Regions from separate parts of the Homo sapiens genome. Here region 2 is linked to region 1. Evidence: chromatin contacts called from ENCODE Hi-C or POLR2A ChIA-PET data. All regions are on one chromosome and are shown on one strand. Each heading gives the region's core, a stretch centred on a gene start or an enhancer-like site at or near the end of the contact. The rest is flanking DNA. Distances are from core to core; before and after follow the strand shown. Region 1 holds the start of DUS2 (dihydrouridine synthase 2). Region 2 overlaps SLC7A6 (solute carrier family 7 member 6).

Region 1 (7,271 bases), core at 2,299-4,798:
CAATCTCAGGTCACTGCAACCTCCGCCTCCCGGGTTCAAGCAATTCTTCCACTTCAGCCTCCCGAGTAGCTGGGATTACAGGTGCCTGCCACCATGCTCAGCTAATTTTTGTATTTTTGTAAAGAAAGGGTTTCACCACGTTTGCCAGACTGGTCTTGAACTCCTGACCTCGTGATCTGCCCGCCTTGGCCTCTCAAAGTGCTGGGATTACAGGCGTGAGCCACCACACCAGGCCTAGCTGTGCTTTAATAACATCACTCGGGAAACAGAAGGTAGACCAGAGGGTAAAAAACAAAGAGCAGGTAGGGAGCTGGATGAGAAGGAAGGTCAAAGGGTCCAGGAATACTATAGTGATAATGACTGAAAATATGATTACCTGCGCACAGCCCTGCTACAGGTGGGAAAATGGAGGAACAATAAAGTAATACCAATAGCACTTTTTATTGCTGTAATGCTTTGCAATTCCCAAAGTGCTTCATTTATAACTGTGATTCTCAAGCCTAGTTACATCTGGAGAGGTTTCTAAAAATACCAATTTCTCGGCTGGGCACAATGGCTCACATCTGTAATCCCAGCACTTCGGGAGGCCAAGGCAGGCAGATCAACTGAGGTCAGGAGTTCGAGATCAGCCTGGTCAAAATGGCAAAACCTCATCTCTACTAAAAATACAGAAATTAGCCGGGTTTGGTAGCACGTGCCTGTAATCCCACCTACTGGGGTGGCTGAGGCAGAAGAATCACTTGAACCTGGGAGGCAGAGGTTACAGTGAGTCGAGATGGCACCACTGAAGTCTAGCCTGGGTGACAGAGCAAGACCTTGTCTAGGCCTTAACCCAAATCAATTAAATCAGAATGTAAACTCCACAAGGGCAGGGATTTTGGCTGTTTTCCTCACTACCAATGCCTGGCACATGCGTGGTGCTCAGGAAGTATTTGTTGAATGAATGATTGAATGAATGAATGAATATACCATTATTAACTGAGATCCAAGGAACACACCAAGCTCCTGATCTCAGGAGCTTAGATTTTTTTTCACAATAAGGATACCTTTCCTATTTCTAAAGCACTACTTATAAAAATATCTCAGAAAACATTTAGAAGTTAATCAATGTCCTCTGTGAGTGAGGGGGAAAAAAGGTAGGCAGTGTCTAGTGATGTGACAAGAAGAAATTAGTGGCCACGGACACAGACAGGCTTAGGCAAGCTCTAACTCCTGTGAAATTTTGAGGTAATCATATTGTAAGGACTCAAGCATAATGAGAAAACAACTATATATTAACCAGCTACCCTACCCTGGATATTTGAACAAAACCCAAAAACCCAAATGCATATACATACCTATTATTTTGTTCTGATACTTCAGGATTACTTTGATATATGTGTTCTGGCTTTGTACAGAGTAATTCTTTGTTTGATATCTGAAAAACAGTGGCACATGGAAATGGATGAAACCTGTTGGGACAAACATCCAAGGGACCTTTTTTTTTTTTTTTTGAGACAGAGTCTCGCCCTGTCGCCCAGGCTGGAGTGCAATGGTGCGATCTCGGCTCACTGCAACAACCTCCGCCTCCCGGGTTCAAACGATTATCCTGCCTCAGCCTCCCGAGTAGCTGGGATTACAGGCATGAGCCTGGCCCCAAGGAACTATTTGGATAAGGAGAAGCCCTGAGTTTGGAAAGAATCATAAAAGTAGCATAGAATTGGGCCGGGCACAGCGGCTCACACCTGTAATCTCAGCACTTTGGGAGACCAAGGTGGGCAAATCATGAGGTCAGGAGTTTGAGACCAGCCTGCCCAACGTAGTGAAACCCTGTCTCTATTAAAAATACAAAAATTAGCTGGGAGTGGTAGCGCACACCTCTAATCCCAGCTACTCAGATGGCTGATGCAGGAGAATCCCTTGAACCCAGAAGGCAGAGACTGCAGTGAGCTGACATCGCACCACTGTACTCCAGCCTGGGCAACACAGTGAGACTGTCTATAAAAAAAAAAAAAAAAAAAGTATCCAGCCATTGTCAAATATGGTGGGAGGGAAAGGGCAAAATCACCCTTGTTTTAGAACCACTACCCTATCCAATGACTGTTCATTCACCCATCACTACTCAAAACTTTCTCTTCCTACTTCCAGATATTTTCTTGTGGAGAAAAAAAGCCTCTCTTCCTCTGATTTATCTGGTAACTCTCCAGAAAGTCTAATTGTGTAGCACAAGGGTAGAGTGTACTTAAAATTGTGAAAGTTTTTCCTCATACTATTCCAAAAAAAGCAAAGTTTTTATCTTTTCATTGGTATTTGATGAAACTAAAACGTTTTCTCCAGATGTTACGAACCTCCCAGAGAGTTAATCCATAAATATTTACCTTATCTCCCACCCCAGGCACTGCAAATTACAGAAAAGATCTGACACCCATTTTCCAGATCTGTTCAAGAAGTATCTGTTGGGCATGGTGGCTCACGCTTATAATCCCATCACTTTGGGAGGCCGAGGTGGGAAGATCGCTTGAGGCCAGGAGTTCGAGACCAGCCAGGCCTACATAGTGAAACCCTGTCTCTACTAAAAACAGAAAAAATTAGCCGGGCGTGGGTGGTGTACGGCTGTAGTCTCAGCTACTTGGGAGGCAGAGGCAGGAGAATCACCTGAACCCAGGAGGTGGAGGTTGCAGTGAGCCGAGATTGCGCCACTGCACTCCAGCCTGGGTGACAGAACGAGACTGTGTCTCAGAAAAAAAAAAAAAAAAAGTGACTCGTATAGTTCTTGTTTTTACAACCCGAATATCTGAATTCAGGTAAAATATTCTGCCTGACCAGGGCTACATGATAAGCCACGTACTTGATCACTTTGTAGGGTCGCAGCACCCTTCTTACTACTATTTTAGGTAATTCAGGTTTCTGACGGGGAAGCCAGTGGAGCTGAGCGGGCTGCAAGAGGGGTGGGTTCTGGATGAGAAGTTGGGACGCGTGACGAGGGAGTAGAGAGTGAACCTTGGCTTAAAAGGAAGGAAAATAACTGTGAAGAAAAGATGACCCAACTTGAAATAAAACCTGAAGACCTTATCTCCCACTTGAGAGAGAGAAGAAGCTGAAAGCCATCAGCTTGCACTCTGGGCTCACAGACAGAGAGGGTGAGGGGTTGAGCCCAGATCTATGACTTCAGACCCCTGTCTCGGCCCCTAGGCCTGATCATTCATTCAAACTCTCAATAAACACGGATTACCAGACCCTGCGCAGGGAACACATCTGGGAAAACAGCTGCAACCTCGGATACCAGCACGGGACAAGCTATCTCAGGGCAATGAGGAACAACTAAAGAGAATCCCAGGAACCAGGTAACCAATCGCCAGAAGCCCTCCGCCCTCATGGTCCATTGGGTCAAGGCCCCACTGCCGCCTCGTATCGCCAGCCTCCAGTCCTGCCTCCACGACGCGCCCTTCCCCAAGGCTGGCCGGGTCTGGATGTCGCCATCCCCTATTCGGAGCTACAGACCTCGCAGCTGAACTCTTAAAAAGAACCTCGCTTCTTCCTCACGGTGCTCCAGCTCCACACACCGTACTGAGCCTCGCCAGCCACCGTACGCGAGGTCGCGGCGCGTCCGTGACGTCACTGATGTGCGCTTCTCCCGCACTAAGGGAAACATGGCTCTAACGCGGCCGGTGCGGCTCTTTTCCCTCGTGACTCGGTTGCTCCTGGCGCCGCGACGGGGCCTCACGGTCCGCAGTCCCGACGAACCCCTGCCGGTGGTGCGCATCCCAGTGGCTCTACAGCGGCAGTTGGAACAGCGGCAGAGCAGGCGGCGGAACCTCCCGAGGCCGGTGCTGGTTCGACCCGGACCGCTGCTGGTTTCGGCGCGGCGGCCGGAGTTGAACCAGCCGGCGCGCCTCACACTGGGCCGTTGGGAGCGCGCGCCGCTAGCCTCTCAAGGCTGGAAGAGTCGACGCGCGCGTCGGGACCACTTCTCCATCGAGCGCGCGCAACAGGAGGCGCCAGCGGTGCGAAAGCTCTCGTCTAAGGGCAGCTTTGCTGACCTGGGCCTGGAGCCCCGTGTGCTGCACGCACTACAGGAGGCTGCGCCTGAAGTCGTTCAGCCCACAACCGTGCAGTCTAGCACCATCCCCTCACTACTTCGCGGCCGCCATGTCGTTTGCGCCGCAGAAACCGGCAGTGGCAAGACTCTCAGCTACCTCCTGCCGCTGCTTCAACGGCTCTTGGGCCAGCCAAGCCTGGACTCCCTTCCTATCCCCGCGCCCCGAGGCCTGGTCCTTGTTCCTTCCCGAGAATTGGCCCAACAGGTGCGGGCTGTGGCCCAACCCTTGGGCCGCTCCTTGGGCCTGCTGGTGCGGGACCTGGAGGGAGGCCACGGCATGCGTAGGATCAGGCTGCAGCTGTCCAGACAGCCTTCAGCAGATGTGCTTGTGGCCACTCCAGGGGCTCTGTGGAAGGCCCTGAAAAGTCGACTGATCAGTCTGGAGCAACTCTCCTTCTTGGTGTTGGATGAGGCAGACACACTGCTGGATGAAAGCTTCCTGGAACTGGTGGACTACATCTTAGAGAAGAGCCACATAGCAGAAGGCCCAGCTGACTTGGAAGACCCCTTCAATCCCAAAGCTCAGTTAGTGCTGGTAGGAGCCACATTTCCCGAAGGTGTAGGCCAGTTGCTGAATAAAGTCGCCAGCCCAGATGCTGTCACCACCATCACCAGCTCCAAGCTCCACTGTATCATGCCTCATGTGAAACAGACATTTCTGAGACTGAAGGGAGCAGATAAGGTGGCCGAGCTGGTGCACATCCTCAAGCATCGTGACAGAGCAGAAAGGACTGGTCCCTCAGGAACTGTTCTGGTGTTCTGTAATAGCTCCAGCACTGTGAACTGGCTGGGATATATTCTGGATGACCACAAAATCCAACACCTAAGGTTGCAGGGGCAAATGCCAGCCTTGATGAGGGTAGGAATCTTCCAGTCCTTCCAGAAGAGCTCCCGAGACATACTTCTCTGCACAGACATAGCCTCTCGGGGCCTGGACAGCACTGGTGTGGAGCTGGTTGTCAATTATGATTTCCCCCCAACGCTGCAAGATTACATCCACAGAGCAGGGAGAGTGGGCCGTGTGGGGAGCGAGGTGCCAGGCACCGTCATCAGTTTTGTGACCCATCCCTGGGATGTGAGCCTGGTTCAGAAGATTGAGCTGGCGGCTCGCCGAAGGAGAAGTCTTCCAGGACTAGCATCCTCGGTGAAAGAGCCTTTGCCCCAAGCAACCTGATTTTGACAAATCTGATTAAAATGTGATGCTAGAACAGGGATCTTTCCCAGTATCTTGAGTGGGTGACCACACTTGTCAGTGGGAGGCTCTGGGCTGCCCTGTCGGCTCCTTGAGGGCGGGATGAACTGCTTTGTGACTTGGAAAGGTACGCTGCTGGCCAGCATTGGAGAAGAAGCTGCTGAGCATGGCTTTCTGTAGTCTTTAGCAAGACACAAGTGGATTTTGACTTTGTATCATGTCATGATTTCTAACAATAAATGATGTTTTTATGTGCCTCCCCTAAGAATAATTAGCACCGGGGCGGAATTCAGTAGTTTCTGAGGATTCATACACCAAACCTCCACATCTAGGACAAAGGCTCTTTCAGTTGATGTTTTCATTTATAAACATTTAGTTTGTATTTCCTGCCCCCAAAAAGGTATCCATTAAGCCCCCAGGGAAAGGAAAGGAAAGGAAATGTGACTAGCAGTAGACAGAGTTACTCTCTAACAATGCCCAAGACAAACGGGCGTCTTGGCGAAATCTCTGGAAGGTACTGGCAGAAAAGTAAAGGGTAGACGAACACAGAAGTTTTGCTTGTACATTTTCAGGTTCTGCCTTCTATCCCAACTCGGTAGCCGAGAAAGAGGAGAGATGATTAAACGGTTTTACAAAACTGGAAAAATAACCATATAGCATTTTCTTTATATATATATATACGTATATATATATATATATATATATATATACATACGTATATATATATATACACATACATATATATACGTATATATATATATGTATATATATATATACGTGTATATATATATACGTGTATATATATATGTGTATATATATATATACACAAAAAAAAATTACAAAAATCAACCCGGCGTGGTGGCACGCGCCTGTAGTCCCAGCTACTCGGGAGGCTGAGGCAGGAGAATCACTTGAACCTGGGAGGCGGAGGTTGCAGTGAGCCAAGATCATACCACTACACTCCAGCCTAGGGGACAGAGCAAGACTCCATCTCAAAAAAAAAAAAAAAAAAAAGCCGGGTGTGGTGGCTCACGCCTGTAATGCCAGCACTTTGGGAGGCTGAGGCAGGAGGATCACCTGAGGTCAGGAGTTTAAGACCAGCCTGGTAAACATGCGAAACCCCATCTCTATTAAAAATACAAAAAAATTAGCTGAATGTGGTGGTGCACGCCTGTAATCCCAAATACTTGGGAGGCTGAGGCACAAGAATGGCTTGAATTCTGGAGGCGAAGGTTTCAGTGAGCCAAAATTGCACTTCTGCACTCCAGCCTGGGTGACAGAGCTGATATTCTGTCTCAAAAAAAATAACAGAATCCTGAGCCCCACTCCAGATGGGATTAAGCTCTCTAAAGTTTGACCTGAGAATACTCTTTGTAAACTCCCCCAGGTGATACTTGGGCCCTCCCAAATTGATAAACCATTTGTCTATGCTGTACTGCCTTTCCCAGAGTCCCAGCAAATTCCTGTAAGGCTTTGTACCCCCACAAGACAAGAGGGATGCTTCCGGACAAGTACTCTCTCCAGAGCCTTGGAGAATCTGAGTGATCTCATGCTAGCCCTCCTGCCAGAACAGACTTCCCAGGAACCATCCCCTTGATATTTTACCTCCTACCACTCCCTGCAGGCCATCAATTAGCACCACACTAAAGCAACTTATGAGAGAAGGTGCTATGATTCTCAACCGGGGTGACCCAGTCTCCAAAGATCGGGCCGTCTCTACCTCCTGGGCATATCCCCTCTGCAATAACCCCACTAAATAAATGTCCCATGTTTGCTTTTTCAAGGCCAGTAATAGGGAGACCTCTCCTTAAGGTCATCTCTCTTTGGTAGGAAGTTCTTGGCCACACTGAACCAAAGGCTGCTCCTAGTGTGGTCCTGATCAGGCTAAGGGCAGAGTTGCCTGTTTCCTTTGAGTAGGACCAAATCGCCTTTTTTTAAATATAAAAAAAATAGACACAAGGTCTAGCTATGTTACCCACGCTGGTCTCAAATTCCTGGGCT
Region 2 (7,271 bases), core at 1,765-4,264, 260 kb before region 1:
GCCGTGCACTCCAGCCTGATGACAGAGTAAGACCTCGTCTCAAAAAAAAAAAAAAAAGGAGAAAAAGAAAAGTCTGTTATATGCCTGACAATTTCACATACACCTCTCCATCAATTCTCACGACTCCAAAATACAGATATTCCTATTCCCATTTTATGGATGAGGAAACTGAGGTGAGAGAAGCTAACTACCATTTCTAAGTTCACATTCCCAAGCCCACTGATCGCTTCCACCCTCATTCCTACCCATACCTCCCAATTCTCAATGAAGTCCATGGAGAAGCGCACCCACTCGAGTACTCCCTAGGCTCACGTGGCTTTAAGTTCTAGCTCCTCACACACTTCAGTGACATCTGGGCCCTGTGCTGAGAGCCCCGGCACTTTGCTCCTGCTAAACAATGACTGATCCATGGGGACGACATAAGAGCAATATCCAGCAGGAAGGAACGCAGTGACATCTGTGAGTACTGCCTCTAGCATACAAAAACAGAACTTTTATGTGCACCTCAAATCTTACTACAAAATCTTTTGGGCCCATCCTCTAGGCCAACTCCACTTACTCCTACCCACTTTGCACTCTCTCCTTCAGCCAGACTCTCTCTCTTACTCGTACCGTACACACACATAAAAAGAAATGTCCTCCCCTCCTCTTCCTGCCATAGCCAACAGCAACTCCCAGTCAAGGTCTAGTTCAGCCCCCACTTCCTCTTCCTCTGTAAAACCTTCTCTGAATACACCACCCCACCCCTCTCTGAGCTCTTTCTCTCCTGAACCACATGGCATTCCTGCTTCTTAGCACAGGTTAGTGTCTATGCTATCATCATGTAGACACCTGTCTCAAGTCTCTCCCTCAGGTGATTGGGTCATGCTTCTCCCAAGATCACAAATTCTCAGAAGGTAACAGCAGTATATCATTTTATTTTCCTTCTTTCCTTCTTTTTTTTTTTTTTTTTTTTTTTGAGACAGGGTCTTGCTCTGTCACCCAGGCTGGAGTGGGTGCGATCACAGCTCACTGCAGCCTCGATGTCCAGGGCTCAAGTGATCTTCCCACCTCAACCTCCTATTAGCTGGGACCACAGGTGCACACCACCACACCCAGCTAATTAAAAAAAAATTATTTTGTAGAGACAGGGGTCTTGCTGTATTGTCCAGGCTGGTCTGGAACTCCTGGGCTCAAGCAATCCTCCTGCCTCAGCCTCCCATATTAGGATTACAGGCATGAGCCACTATGCCTGGCCACGTTGTTTTCTTAAGCTCATCACCAAGCAAAGAGGGGCACTGATAAACCCTGGTTGGAACCAAGGTGGTAAGATTTTCACTCTAACTTCCAATTCCCTGGAGCAAGGCAAATTGTCAGAAAGTTGGATATTCTTCCATTCAAATGGAGAGAAGTGCCTATGGCCAGCCTGTGAAAATGAACACAGGTGGCAGGTGCCAGGCTCAATGGCTTCAAAGAGCTTTCACTCAGTACACTGGCCAGTAACACAGGTGCTTACTAGTCAATCATGATGTGGGAGTAGGGGGACAGTGGTCAAATGGGAGGGGAGAAGCAGCCCAAAGAAATGCATGCTGCTGGCAGGTCTTCCCAGGGACCTACCCTGATGATCAAAGCTACCTGTATGGGGTTAAGCCTCAATCAGCTAACATAAGGATTACCTAGTTAATAGGTACCAGTAATCCATAGGCCCCTACACAGTACAGTAGCCATGTTTTGAAGTACCTGCCCAGCTCCTTCTTGGGAATTGCTCCCCCTTCCCTATCATGACTGATGGAGCCAGACACTGGACCCAAGTTGAGCCTGTTACATTGCCTCTCCCAGAAACACAGAGTTGGAATACCAAGAAACTGAATCTAACAGTAATGGGCAGAAGGGTCAGGAGCTACAGCAAGTGAAAGTCACATACAAGCCCTTAGTAACAAAGGGACAGAAACCATAAGTAAATAGAGGAAGGAAGCAGAACACAAAAAGAAGCAGAAGTGGGAGGGCATGCAGCTTAGACAAAAAGACAGACAGGGGGCCGGGGCAGCGGTGCACACCTGGAGTCCCAACTGTGTGGGAGGCTGAGGTGGGAGAACTGCCGAACCCAGGAGTCCGGGCCTATAGTGCACTGTAATAGCATCTGTGAATAGTCACTGCACTCCAGCCAGGGCAACAGAGTGAGAACTTGTCTCTAAAAAAAAAAAAAAAAAAGACGAGAAAATACACAGAAGAGACAGAGGGGTGAGAGATAAGAGACAAGGAGGCAGAGACAGAAGAGGATAAAAGGAGAGAAACACAAAAAGGTGGAAATAAACATGGAGAAAGAGACTGTCTGACAATATCCTGGCAGTGCTAACTGTGCTTCTGGTTTGCAGCTCCAAGGGGAAGAGAAGCTGATACACTCCTCAGACCCACTAACTGGCACTGGGTCTCACTTCTGATCCTTCTCCTTCCTTCTATCCTGCCATAAATGTCCTACAGGTTTGGTCCTCTCTGTGCACAGGTAAATATTACACACAGTGGAAATTCAACTATGTGCTAAACTAATGAATAAAGAAGGCTGCTTGTGGAAATGCCTGCAGAGTCCATTCCAATAGACCAGCTGGAAGGATACAAAAGCACCTGGTCAGAGTGGCTCCTCTGGGGAGAAAGACTAAAGCTGTGGAGAGGGAAGGAGACTTTTTCCACTCTGTGGTTTACCATGGTTTACCGTGAACATACGCCTCTTTCTAGATAAAAATAAAAATAGTTCGTGCTCACTTCAGCAGCACATATACTAAAATTGGAACGACGCAAAGAAGATTAGCATGGCCCCTGAAAATTTTTAAAAGAATTTGTTTAAAAATAAAAATGGTTCATTAGCAACAATGTAGCACCAGAAGGCAGAGCCAGGGTAGTGTGAAGCTAGGAGGCACCTAGGGCACAAAATTTAAGGAGGCACTCACTCTCAGGGGACCACATGCCGGAACCTGAGAGTGAGTACGCCCTTCAACGCTGACCCCAGGCACCTCGTTTGCCTCACCCTACTATCAGCCCTGCCAGAGAACAGAGAGCTCCTAGAACAGTCTGTCAAGCAGAAGCCAAGTCCCTTGACTGTTCTCCTGATTCTAATTAAGAAACAAAATTTCACCATCTGATCCTTACTCCTCTATTGCTTCCCAGAACTCCCAGCCCCCCTAGCTTACCATAAACTATCAGAGTTCAAACAAAGTCAACAACTGGGCCTTAAAGCCAGATGCTAAGATTCAGCTACCACAATTAAAACATCCAAGCCTTCCCTCTTCTCCTGATCTCATTTCCTTGCTGGACAAGCCTGCACCAAGGAGCGTGGGACCCACGTGAGGGTCTTCAAGGCTCTCTGGGAGCTTATTGCTGAGAAAGGAGTACTCAAATGGCAGATCCAAACTGAAAGCCAAAGCAGAAACAAATCCCCAAAGTCTCTGTGGCAGACATGGCTAGTTATCTTCCTCTATCTGTTCTTCCCTTTTTCATTCGTAATAGAAATTTTAGCTGAAGGCATGGCTGTCCAAAATAAAGCTGACATTGCCCAGCCTCTCCTGCAGGTAGGTACGGCTGTGCAACCAGGTTTTCTCCCGGGATGTATGCAAATATTTCATATAAGACCTCAGAAAGTGTCTTTAAATGGGGGAGGCAGTGTCTTTGTCCTTCTTGTCAGTTACAGTGCAGACATGACAGCTAGAGCTTCAATAACCATCCTGGACCACCAGCTAGAAGTCACAGGCTGAGGATGGCAGGAAGACAGAAGGAATAAACCTGGCTCCCTGAAGAACTGAAGTCATCCAAACCACACTGCCTCCTTTTAACATGTGAGAGAAACAAACATCAACATGTTTGAGCCATGCTGCTAAAGGTTTTCTGTTGTCTGAAACCCAAGTTAATAGTGAATAACATATGCACCCTCTCGCAGAACTGTGCCTTTCATACTCTCTTTCTGATGAGGAGATTGCCTGGCAATCTGAAGCTGTACTCCCAGCTACGCTGACAGTAGTCACAACTCTCTTTTCCCACAGGCAACAGAGAGCGGAGGGAAACCTTCCAATTCCTCCCAGACAGGCTGAATGTTATAAAGGGGCATTCAAGGACAAAGGAGTGCAACCGTAAACAAAAAATAACAACAAAAATGTGGAAGAAAGGCCGGGCGCAGTGGCTCACACCTGTAATGCCAGCACTTTGGGAGGCCGAGGCGGGCAAATCACAAGGTCAAGGGTTTGAGACTAGCCTGGCCAGTATGGTGAAACCCCGTCTCTACTAAAAATACAAAATAATTAGCTGGGCATAGTGGCGTATGCCTGTAGTCCCAGCTAATCAGCAGGCCGAGGCAGGAGAATCACTTGAACCCGGGAGGCAGAGGTTGCAATGAGCCAAGATCACGCCACTGGACTCCAGCCTGGGCAACAGAGTGAGACTCCATCTAAAAAAAAAAAAATGTGGAAGGAAGAAAGGAAGAAAGGCAGGGTAGGGAGGGGACAACTACAAGACATTCAGGAGTGAAATGCTCTCCAACACTCCAGGGGAGGTAAACCCTTCCAAATGGGGATCCCAGAATCAGTGGCTACCTCCTGGGATGTATATAAATATGTAATGTATGTGTCTTTTTTTAAAGTATCCTTGTTTTTTTGTGGTTTTTTGTTTTATTTTGTTTTTTAAGAGACGAGTTCTTGCTATGTTGCCCAGGCTGGTCATGAACTCCTGGGCTCAAGTGATCCTCCTGCCTTGGCCTCCCAAACTGCTGAGATTACAGGCATGAGCCACTGAGCCTGGCCAGTGTCTTTGTTTTTAATTACACAAATACATTTAGTCCCATTATGAAAGCATTCGAACTATATATAGGGTTGGAGTCTTGAAACAACTATGATCAAGACCCAGTCCTCCCTAGCCCCGTATCACTCTCAGAACAAGAAAGTTGTCTGTCCATAGCAACTAGCCAAAATGAGGAGCGTATCTTTTCTACTGAGAACTCTGACCAGGCCTGGGTCCAAGAGAGCAGGAAAGCATGGAAACAATGGATACTCAGGGATCATACAGTGTTTCTTCTTCCCTCCAGTCTCATCCTTCCCAGTCTCCCTCCTTCTCTTCCTCCTGCTCACTGTCACCCTTGCCAAACAAACTCAGGGGGAATGGAGTCTCAGCTGTGAGCAGGCGCTGGGCTTTGATGCCGCTGTGTCAGCAATGAACTACTTCCATGTTGAAATCTTCAAAGCAAATACTTTCCATTGATGTGTATAAGCCTACACAAGAGGGAGGATCCCGAGGTCAAAGCCCACAAAGCTAAATGGGCTGACAACACCCAAGGCAGAAACACCACCCTTCTGCAGTCAAATCAAGTACTCTTATAATACTGGGCACCTGGGTTACTGTGAATCCTGCTGGTCACCTAGGCAAAGAGGAGACCCTATGTACCTACCTCAAGAACCAACATTTCTCCCCATTAGTCCCACAAGTGAGTATGAGCCCCTAAACTTACTGAGTTCAGTCAGCAGCCTGTGGCCCTGCCTCACCACATAAGATTCCAAAACCCCAGAACACATATGAACAGAGTGCACCCTTAAGACAGAGTTTCTCAACCTCAGCACTATTGACATTTTAGGCCAAGTAAGTCTTTATTGTGAGAAGCTGTTCTGTGCATGGTGGTATGTTCAGCAGCACCCCGACCTCTACCATTAGAAGCAAAAAGCACCCCCTTCCAGGAGTTGTGACAACCAAAAGTGTCTCCAGATATTGCTAAATGTCTCCTGGAAGATAAACTCCCCTCTGGCTGAGAACCACTGTTCTAGGATAATTAGTAGGTAAAATAAAATAGCCTGAAATCTGCAAAAAGCTGCTTGGATCTCCTTGCCAGTATAACCTGGGAAGGGGATGGGGTACAGCCAGAAAGCCAGGATCTGAAAGTGCAGTGCCTTCAGAGGCCAGGAAAGTAATATGAGTGAGCAAAGGCAAGAAAGTCTGGGGATAATACAAGAAGTGGAGGACTACAGTGGACTGGGGAGTCCATACTCCATTTAAAAGGAGCCACAGCCGGCTGGGCGCCGTGGGTCACGCCTGTAATCCCAGCACTTTGGGAGGCCGAGGTGGGCGGATCACGAGGTCAGGACATCAAGACCATCCTGGCTAACATGGTGAAACCCCATCTCCACTAAAAATACAAAAAATTAGCCAGGCGTGGTGGCAGGCACCTGTTGTCCCAGCACTCAGGAGGCTGACGCAGGAGAATGGCGTGAACCTGGGAGGCGGAGCTTGCAGTGAGCCGAGATCGCGCCACTGCACTCCAGCCTGGGTGACAGAGCAAGACTCTGTCTCAAAAAAAAAAAAGGAGCCAGAGCCCTCCACAGAGGCTCATGCCTGTAATCCCAACACTTGGAGAGGCTGAGGCAGGAGCATCACTTGAGCCAGGAGTTTGAGACCAGCCTGGGCAACATAGGGATACTCCTTTTAAATAAACAAAAAAGAAATTTTTTTTTTTTTTAAAGAAGCTACGACTACTGAAATCCAGCTTATTTTATCGGGCAGGAATTTGGGTCCAATGATGCCTGAACTTTTGATTTTTCAAGAGAAAAGGCAAGTCCTGATTTTCAAATGTTGGCAACTAATTCAAAATTATTTACAACACCACAAACCAAACAAATCTATCTCTGGGGCCCAAGTCTGGCTCACGGGCCACCAGCTGGCAGCCTCTGCCCTAGAGTTGGTTATATACAGACTTCCTGGGCCCTCCCTTCTAGGATGGAAGTGTCTAGAATGGCGTGGCTATAACTTGTTTAGGCAGTCTCCCAACCAACAAGCCGGACCCCTCTCATGCCTCAATTTCAAGACCAACTTAATTCTCCTATCCTACCGAAGTCTTACCCTAGATTCAGTGCAGACCTTTCATTTCTTTCCCCTAAATAACCTAATTGGTTTCGTGCAATTTATGTCTCCTGAAACCACGTTGTTCCCACTGCCGCCTCTACTCAAGGAGACTCAGCATATCCTAGCTCTGTTGAAAGCCTGATACTGCAACCTAAGTTCCAAGAAGGGAAGTAAGCTGAACCCTAAAGCCTACCCTAGTCGGAAGAGAATATGGTTTTATGACTTGGCCACTACTATGACAAGCAAGTTCTTGCCCTCAGGCCTAGATTCTGGAAAAGCCAGTGCTTCTAGGATAGAAAGCCTGCAGGAATTCAGATCCCGAGGAATCTGGATGAAAGTACATGTTGAATGAAAGAGGCTGGCGGGCCCACACTTACAGGCTCACACCTATGATCCCAGCACTCTGGGAGGCCAAGGTGGGCAGA

Evidence for each region. Hi-C counts contacts between places; a loop is a spot of excess contacts on that map. ChIA-PET counts read pairs that join two places held with the same protein, here RNA polymerase II (POLR2A). Pooled maps may share reads with other maps.
Region 2: a loop to region 1 is called in a pooled map, with 2.4 times the contacts of the local background. The contact joins the enhancer-like site here to the promoter of DUS2 in region 1. A Hi-C loop is called at or near these places in 4 of 50 pooled maps. POLR2A ChIA-PET finds 5 or more read pairs at or near these places in 3 of 52 experiments (Panc1, T-cell and activated B cell).

The regions. Positions count from the first base shown.
Region 1 is chr16:68,019,561-68,026,831 of GRCh38, reverse strand. It overlaps DUS2 (dihydrouridine synthase 2), which reads right to left and starts at 3,548. Exons shown (of 17, transcript NM_017803.5): 1 at 3,481-3,548; 2 at 1,338-1,417. It overlaps DDX28 (DEAD-box helicase 28), which reads left to right and starts at 3,600. Exons shown (of 1, transcript NM_018380.4): 1 at 3,600-5,916. The coding sequence starts at 3,630. The coding sequence ends at 5,252. RefSeq lists enhancers at 3,448-3,687, 3,398-4,148, 4,149-4,899.
Region 2 is chr16:68,279,779-68,287,049 of GRCh38, reverse strand. The region is part of intron 3 of SLC7A6 (solute carrier family 7 member 6); the gene reads right to left. It also overlaps the pseudogene RNU6-1262P. Among named protein-coding and RNA genes, the nearest start is that of SLC7A6, 19 kb to the right of the region's middle. RefSeq lists a silencer at 390-684 and enhancers at 2,689-2,828, 5,010-5,304. Within about 2 kb of position 3,014, at least 16 of the 41 ENCODE cell types and tissues checked have a DNase peak (open chromatin) inside an H3K27ac peak, as active enhancers do.